Linked DNA regions of Homo sapiens: region 2 is linked to region 1. The links are chromatin contacts, found by Hi-C in ENCODE. All regions are on one chromosome and are shown on one strand. Each heading gives the region's core, a stretch centred on a gene start or an enhancer-like site at or near the end of the contact. The rest is flanking DNA. Distances are from core to core; before and after follow the strand shown. Region 1 holds the start of ZNF543 (zinc finger protein 543). Region 2 holds the start of RPS5 (ribosomal protein S5).

Region 1 (4,301 bases), core at 365-2,864:
GAGAACATGGGCCCCTGACTGGCTATGTCTGTCCTGGCTAAGGAGGAAGGCACATCTAGCAAAAGACCACAAAATCTTGTGTCCCAAGACATGTGTCAGCTGGTATAGGAGAAAACCACTCAGGAAACCACTGTGGAAGCCACACGGGTCCCCTGCGGACTCCTTAAACAACCAATAAACCATTTTTTTTTAGTCCACACAGTTCCACCAGCATGAAATGCCATGACTCCTCATGTCCAAGACCACCTGCTAGAAGGAAGCCTGCTCAACTTGCAAAGTTTACTTTAGGTGTCACCCCCAGGCCTCCCTAACCATTGCGGGCAAAGAAGAGGGTAAAAACACAGGCTGTGATGGTAGACACACCAGTTGTTAGTTTCTGATACTTAAGAGCTACAGTGATGTAAGGCAGGTAATTGAACCTATGTGAGCCTCCAGCTGCTCTTGTGTAAAACAGTGAGGACAAGAGAACCTAATTCTAAGGAGTTCAGGATTAAAGGAGCTGAGGGTTAAATAATGCCTGCCAATCAGCCCACAGCAAGGACTCTTTATGATCAGCTGTCACTCTTTGCAATTATTTCGTTTCTCTTTGTTCACATAACATCCTAGACCAACTCAAACGGCAAGCTTCTTTAATATCGTCAGATTCTCTATACAAAAATGCCACACATTGCCAAAAATGGGCAAGTGCGTAAGGCGCCACTTTAGCCGGAATTGCCAAGAAAGCCACCTCCAAATAGGTGACATCTGGACAGAGGCCAGAAAGATATGAGAGGGAGGCCCTGCGAAGTTATAGGGGCAGTGTTCAAGGCAAAGGGAAGTGCAAAGAGAAAGCCTGGAAAAAGGAAGAAGACTGCACGGTCAGGTTGGTGGCTCTGAAGAGCAAAGGACAAGGGAAAAATGGAGAGACAAGGTCAGGGGTGGTTGGCCAGGTGGATGGGGTAGGGGCTGGCAGGCAACAGAGGAGGTTGGATTTAAGGGAAGTGTGATGAGATCCATGAAGGAAGCATCATTCATCCTTCTACCAAGGACTGAGCACCTGTCGGAGGCCAACACTATTGCAGGACTGCGGATAAAGGAAATGACAAGCTACGGCCACTTCTCTTAAATAAACGACGGCGACAAAGAAACATCCTGTGGCTGTCTTGGCTTCTGCCTGCCCACGAGGCCTCCAGAAGTAGCAGAGCAGCAGCAAGGCCAAAACCTCGTCCACTCACCTGCGCCGAGGCTGCCATCCTGAGACCCTGCAGCCCTAGCGGGGCCCGGGAATGCCGCGGCTCAGCCGACCCCCAGCCCTTCTCTGTCCTGGGCGGGGCGACCTCGGCTGACTTTCGCACTCGGAGCCTCAGTTTCCCCAGAGAAAAATGCGCACAAAGCGGGCGCAGCGTCGGGGCTGAGGAGACGGAGGGCGGCTGCGGAGGCCTAGGCCTCGGCAGGCGCCGGTGGAACACCCCGTTAGGGAAGAAGCGGGGCGTCAGGCTCCCGCCAAGATGCGGAGAAGGCGCGTAACAGCCTCATTACCCTCCCCTGCTCAGGCCGCTGGACGCGCCTACCCAGCGGTCCAGGCCCCACACTGTTCCAGGGCCAATCCTGCTCACGGAGATGACGTCACGCGACGAAGCGGAAGTCCCACCTCCGCCGCCCTGGCCCGCAGAAATCGCCCGTGTCCTGGCCCGTCATTGGCCTAGAGTCCGCGGCCGACGCAAGGGGTGGTGCCTTCTGAGTAAGGCAGTTTTTCCCTCACATCTACCGGGTGTGGGAACTCACCAAGCGCAGCCGACTCCATTTAAGTGCGCACAAGGACCCCCGCGTCGTCTTAGGGCCGCCGCTTTACTATGGGCACAAGTCGGAGGGTCGAAAGGTCCTTTCTAGCTTAGGAAAATTGAGGTCAGGAGGCGGGGATATTCGCCCCGATTGAGATCATGGGCTGGGCCCAGAGCTTCTGGCTCACTTCCCTTATTTTAGGGAGGTAGCTCATATATGTAATCTCAGTGCTTTGGGATGCCAACACAAAATAATTGCTGAGGTCAGGAGTTTGAGACCACCCTGGGCAATATAGTAAGATGTTATATCTACCAAAAAAAAAAAAAAGAGCAAGGCATGATGGTGTACACCTGTAGTCCTAGACACTGGGAGGCTGAAGCAAGAGGATTGCTTGAGCCCAGGAATTTGAGGTTATAATGAGATATGATGAGAGAAAACACACACACATAAACACACTGAGATGCCATCTTATACTGGTCAGAGTGGCTATTATTAAAAAGTAAAAAACCAACAGATGTTGGTATGGATGCAAGGAAAAGGGAACGCTTATATGCTATTGGTGGGAATGTAAATTAGTACAACCTCTATGGAAAACAGTATGGAGATTTATCAAAGAACTGAAAATAGAACTGCCATTTGATCTGGCAATTCCACTATTGGGTATTTACTTAAAGGAAAATAAACCACTATATCAAAAAGATGCCTGTACTTACATGCTTACTGTAGCACTATTCACAGTAGCAAAGTCATAGAATCAACCTAAGTGTCCATCGACAGATGATTGGATAAAGAAAATGCGATATATATATGTATATATATGTATGTATATGTATATATGTATATATATGTATGTATATGTATATATGTATGTATATGTATATATATGTATATATGTATGTATATGTATATATATGTATATATGTATGTATATGTATATATATGTGTATATATGTATGTATATGTATATATATGTATATATATGTATGTATATGTATATATATGTATGTATATGTATATATATGTATATATATGTATGTATATGTATATATATGTATATATATGTATGTATATGTATATATGTATATATGTATGTATATGTATATATATGTATATATATGTATGTATATGTATATATGTGTATATATATATACACTCCATGGAATACTACTCAGTCATTAAAAAAAATCATGGCTTTTGCAGCAATATGGCTGGAACTGGGGGGCCATTCTCTTAAGTGAAATAATTCAGAAACAAAGTCAAATACTGCATGTTATCACTTATAAGTGGTAGCTAAATGATGTATACATATGGAAATAGTGGAATAATAGACACTGGAGATTCAAAAAGGTGGGAGGCATTGCCGGGGACCCCTCACACCATGGTGCTTCACTCACCTACACCACAGCCATGCCACCCCATTGGCACACACTTGCAGGTAGCCCCCCTCTACTGCCCAAGTGGTGCACACTTGCCTGTGGCCTCCCCATCCCCCAGCCACAGTGCACTCTCTGCAGTCCCCACAATGCTCTGCTGGAGCACTTTTGCCAGCAGACTGAGAACACCTCAGCCCCTCTAGCACAGCAGGTGCTTCACCCCAAGCAGCCAGAGAACAAAGCCAAGGGCTTAATCCCCTCTACCCAGGTTTACAGCATGCAGCTCAGGAGTGCTCAGCTGAGCCTTGGCCTGTGAAAGCACCCATAATTGAAACCATGAAACTAAACCCAACTTATACCACAGTAAAACTCCCAAGGGCATCAAATAATATAAAAGCAGAAAGCCCCATCCAAAGGAGAGCAACTTCAAAGATTCAAGGAACATCAGCCCACACATATGAGAAAGAACCAGTGCAAGATTTCTGGCAACTCTAAAGGTCTCCAAACGACTGCACTAGCTCCCTAGTGATGGTTTGGAACCATGCTTAAATGGCTGAAATGACTTAGAATTCAGAGTCTGGATGGCAAGGAAGGAAAAATCCAAGGAAACCAATAATGCAATCCAAGAGTTTAAATATAATATTACCATATTAACAAAGAACCAAAATGGGCTGGGCACGGTGGCTCACGTCTGTAATCCCAGCACTTTGGGAGGCTGATGCGGGTGGATCACTTGAGGTCAGGAGTTCGAAACCAGCCTGACCAACATGGTGAAACCCTATCTCTACTATAAATACAGAAATTAGCTGGGTGTGCTGGCAGGCACCTGTAATCCCAGCTACTCGGGAGGCTGAGGCACAAGAGTCCCTTGGATCCAGGAGATGGAGGTTGCAGTGAGCCAAGATCATGCCATTGCACTCCAGCCTGTGCAACAGAGCAAGACTCCGTCTCAAAAAAAAAAAAAAAAAAAAAAAAAGAAAGAAAAAAAAGAAAGAAAAGAAAAAGAGTCATCAAACTGAACTTCTGGAAATAAGAAATTAACTACAGCAATTGCAATTTCATAATGTAACTGGAAGCGCTAACAACAGAATAGACCAAGCTTAGAAAATAGTCTCAGAGCTCAGTTTTTCCCCATGTGTCTGCCGCCTAGGGGAGGTGCCTCATCCG
Region 2 (4,676 bases), core at 617-3,116, 1.1 Mb before region 1:
GCCCACAAAATTCTTAATGATGCCTTCATGGGGAGGGGAAAAAAAGGGTATGTGTAAAACCGTACGGAGTAGGAACAAAGTAGGACAACTCACACTTCCCAATTGCAAAACTTAATACAAAGCAAGAAAGTGTGGTACTGGCATAGAGACAGACATATAGACCAGTGGAATATAACTGAAAGTCTGTAATGAAACCCATACATCTGGGCCGGGCGCGGTGGCTCACGCCTGTAATCCCAGCACTTTGGGAGGCCGAGACGGGCGGATCACGAGGTCAGGAGATCGAGACCATCCTGGCTAACTCGGTGAAACCCTGTCTCTACTAAAAATAAAAAAAAAAAAATCAGCCAGGTGCAGTGGCGGGCACCTGTAGTCCCAGCTACTCAGGAGGCTGAGGCAGGAGAATGGTGTGAACCCGGTAGGCAGATCGCGTCACTGCACTCCAGCCCAGGGAACAGAGTGAGACTCCGTCTCAAAAAAAAAAAAAAAAAAAAAAAACTACGGCCAGCTGATTTATGACAAGTGGCCAAGGCCATTCAATTGAGGGAAAAAAAACATCTCTTTAGGAGATGGTACTGGATAACTGGATATTCACATGCAAAAGAATGACACTGGATGTTATGTATTTTACTACAAAAACAGTAACAAAAATACCATATGTGAGATGTGATGCTCCTTCTGGTGAAGGAGTCCTCTCATGACAGAAGTTGTAGTCATCTTTGAACAGGACGTAAGAGCAGATGTGGTAGATGTGGTGGTCAAGGGATCCCTTCTTTACCTGTTATGATCTCTATTCTTGACTTAATGGCACAGCAACAAGTTTGATGTGTGCCTTCCTGGAATAATGTCCGCCCCCAGCCAGGAAGGCCAATCACCAAGTTCCCCTCACCTGCAGGGAAATGTCATTGATCTGCACATCATCGGTGCTCCACTTCCCAAAGAGCTTGATGTCTGGGGTCTCTGCCACCGCTGGTGCTGCTGTCTCCCACTCGGTCATCCTGGGACAGGGTGATGACAGGAAAAAAACGTCAGAGCTCAGCTAGCATGGAGCAAAGGCGCACTCATTCCCAACTCTGAGGCTAGCCGCCATCTAGTGATGAACTGGGGGGTCGCAAAGGACCAAGAAAGGCCGTGAACGTGTTTTCAAGCACTAGAAAAATTACTCAGCTGTCAGCAAGAAGCATCTGTCTTTCACCTAGAACCCCTGGGCCCAAGACTTGGCAGCCACCAGTCAACAGCTGCTGCACTGGGACCAAGGTATAATGGCTCAGCAGATGCCATACGTCCTCACACTGCATGGGCTGTAATTCAAACCACAATCTCGCGATTTACATGGTCTTTGACCCAAGTCAACGTTCCGTCTCGGACTGTTTCTTTGGCCGTGAGGCGGGACCGTTATATGACATCAAGGACCACGGTAGGTACCGTGTGGCACAATCAACCCAAAGGTTTCGATTCTTGACCGACAGTATGAAGGCTCTAGGGGCTGCTATTACGGGGGGAAAGTTACACAGAGCAAAAGAGGGCATCGTGTCCCTAAGAAATGGAAACTTCCTATCTCAGAGTACAACCGCATAGTTCAAACCAAGTTCCCCAAGCCCCGCTATGGGGAAAAGCTAGAAGCGGCGGAGCACCAGAAAGAAGTCAAGAGTAACTCGGCCCGCGCCCGTTTCTTCTACATTTTCTTTTCCAGAGACAGAAATGAGACCTAATGAGAAAAGGCCCAGGCCGCGGGGCACTATCCCCGAAAGACCATGAACCGTCCCTAGGATCCCCGGCCCCGCGGCGGTCTCACCTGAGAACACAGCCTGAGCGTCTCTGTCACTCGGCGTAGACCACGCGCCGCCCTGGTACAGACAGGAAGAGGCCGCGCGCCGCGGGCCAACACTTTTAACTGGGAAGAAAACTTCCGGGTCAGCACGGGTGACGCTTGCGTAAAAGGCCATCGTGTCCCTATAGACCAATCCGGAGGAAGGTTGTAGAGGAACCTTTTGGGCTAGACGGAATGGGTGCAGCCCAAGCGCATGCGCAGTTGCAGAAGCGGCCCTAGAAGCGTGCCTGGCGGATGTCCGCTACCCCGTAGTTGCCCTGTCTTGTGGGCGCCTGCAAAAGCGCAGAGATTTCCGTGAGACCAACGCAGCCATGTCTAATAAAGAAAAAAGTCTGGCCAGCGCTCGCTTCTTTGTTCAGCTGCTGACCTTAAATCCCACCTGCCGCGGGAGTAGCCAGTTCAGTTCCCTCTGACTCCTCGCCGCGGCCACAGCCGCCTCACCGGCACGCGCCTGATGCGGACCTGGGTTAGCGGAGTGAGGCCCAGTGGTCACCGCCGCCCTCCGCAGGTCCAGGTTGCCGTGCGCATGTGCCTGCCACACGCGGCCCCTCCCCCACCGCCCGGCCCAGGAGCACCACGCTCGCGAGCCCCGGATCCCGAGCCTCTGGCTGGGCCTGTTTCCCTGCTCGACCTTTCCTGCCATACCACGCTGGGTTCCCCCACAGCCTCCGCGCCCTTCACCTCTGCTATGCAGTAATCTCGCCCGTGGAAGAGGGGAGACCGCCGGCACGAGGGCCCGGGGTTGCGGCGGCGGGAGCAGCGCGACCCGTCTCTGGGTGGAGCGCGGAGGTAGCCTACAGGCTACGCGCGGTGTCCGGGAGGAGGGGGTCGGCAGGTCGGGGACCCTTCGTGTTTGTCCTTGTGTCCTCCACGGCCGGGGAGCCCGCGCGAGGGGTTGCAGCCCCCTGCCCTCAGGGCTCACGTCACGAGGCCCTCGTGTCTGCAGACGTGGCTCTCAGGGGTGCCTCTTGAACTGGCCGACCTCTCCAAGGGTCAGAAACGTAGGTTTCTGGCCAAAGGTTGAAAGGAGGGATGGAAGATTTAGCCATGAGATGAAGGAGATTATTCCCGCCAGCACACAATCCCCTGCCCCCCAACTTCTGTCCCTTCCCCCAGCTGCCTCTGAACAGGTAGGGCCTCTGAACAGCTCAGCCCTGGCTGGGAGCAGACAGCGAACCCTCTCACAGGGCCTGAACTATTGCGTGGGATTGAGGATGTGGGCCTTCGACCCGGGGTCCTCATCCGTGCGTGGGGTTGGCACGGTAGTGAGTGCCCCAGCTCACTCTACTCACTTGGCCACCCTGGCAGCCAGTGTGGACAGTCTGCCTGCCCATGACCCCTTCATACCCCTCTGCCTGTCCCAGCCTCTTAGATCTAGGCTCATGAGCAGAACTGGGACTTTCCAGAGGTAGCAACTACTTTGACTGTGTCTCTGCCTGCAGCAGGCATAGACATAACCTTTACGAGGCGACTCCAGGACCACCTGGGGCCGCCCTGTCTCTGATGCCCATCTCTGCCTCCAAGGGGTTATCCCTCCAACTCGGGATCCGAAGGGCCCAGCCACCTGACCCAGGTCCCAGGGCTGGGCCTGCCCCCTACTCCCATCCCTGAGGCGTGCACATAGCAGGTGCCCAGCAGCTGTGTTTCTTCACTGCCTGACTGTAAAGGCTCTTCTTACCCCAATTCTGGGGCGTTTCTGTCCAAATATGCTGAGGACTCCCCACAGTGGGCCCTTGGACTGTGGTCAGTCACAGCTCATGAAAGGACACATGCCCTGAAGCTGGGCTGGTCAAGGGGTCAGACCTCAGCCTCTGGTGAGGGGCACGGCCTACTGCCACCGCCTAATGGCCTTTACCCCTGCCCTCCATCCTGTGCAGAGTAGCAGCCTTGGGGCTCCCACTGGGGTCTGTGTGGTTGCAGGAGGGGCTAGGTGGGCTTCTCCCTGGTCTTGAGTGAGGGGCATGGGGGTGCTGGTTGTAGGGAGGGTGGGAGAAAACAGGCAGCACTCATCAGGACAGTGAGCCCACCCCTCTGAACCTGTTTTCCCCTTCAGTGTGGAAATGAGAATGCAATGAGGCAACGTCAATGTGAACCCTGTGGCCTGGCTACCATGGTCATTTGATAATGGACATCTTTACAGACCTCATGAGAATGACTCATCGTGCTGCAGAGGGCAGGTGCCCTCAAGTGTGGCGTGGTGAATACTGCAGAGCCGAGACTCATGCACCCCCCACCCCCGCCACCAGGTCCAGGGTGGTCCAGCCTCCCCAGGTCCCCAAGGTGCTACGATAAGATGCAGAGTCTGACCTCATAGATCTAGGGCTGCTGGTGCTGTGTTCTTCAGACTGGATGAGGACCCCAGAGACTCTGCAGAGATCTACCTCACTTCTGGTACATTGTGTCCATCCTGAGTGGCCGGCCCCAGACTGGACTCCTCACTTCTGGGAAGGCACCCTCTGGGCCCTGCTGGGCCACCTGCCCACTCTCCAGGCAGTCACTTTGCCTGTCCACCCTACCAGCCACAGTCTTACTGTTAGCTGATCTTACATCCTTGTGATGGCTCCTTTTTTTTTTTTGTGACGGAGTCTCACTCTGTTGCCCAGGCTGGAGTGCAGTGGCGCAATCTTGGCTCACTGCAAGCTCCGCCTCCTGGGTTCATGCCATTCTCCTGCCTCAGCCTCCCGAGTAGCTGGGACTACAGGCGCCCGCCACCACGCCCGGCTATTTTTTTTGTATTTTTAGTAGAGATGGGGTTTCACTGTTAGCCAGGATGGTCTCGATCTCCTAACCTCGTGATCCGCCTGCCTCGGCCTCCCAAAGTGCTGGGATTACAGGTGTGAGCCAC

The links. Hi-C counts contacts between places; a loop is a spot of excess contacts on that map. Pooled maps may share reads with other maps.
Region 2: a loop to region 1 is called in a pooled map, with 8 times the contacts of the local background. The contact joins the promoter of RPS5 here to the promoter of ZNF543 in region 1. A Hi-C loop is called at or near these places in 6 of 50 pooled maps.

What each region holds. Positions count from the first base shown.
Region 1 is chr19:57,317,785-57,322,085 of GRCh38, reverse strand. ZNF543 (zinc finger protein 543) reads right to left here and starts at 1,614. Exons shown (of 4, transcript NM_213598.4): 1 at 1,215-1,614. The coding sequence starts at 1,232. RefSeq lists enhancers at 1,516-1,665, 1,676-1,795, 2,721-3,238.
Region 2 is chr19:58,384,459-58,389,134 of GRCh38, reverse strand. It overlaps RPS5 (ribosomal protein S5), which reads right to left and starts at 1,866. Exons shown (of 6, transcript NM_001009.4): 1 at 1,796-1,866; 2 at 890-998. The coding sequence starts at 997. It overlaps MIR4754 (microRNA 4754), which reads left to right and starts at 2,277; the gene lies at 2,277-2,365. RefSeq lists enhancers at 1,556-1,605, 1,799-2,093, 3,156-3,225, 3,246-3,465.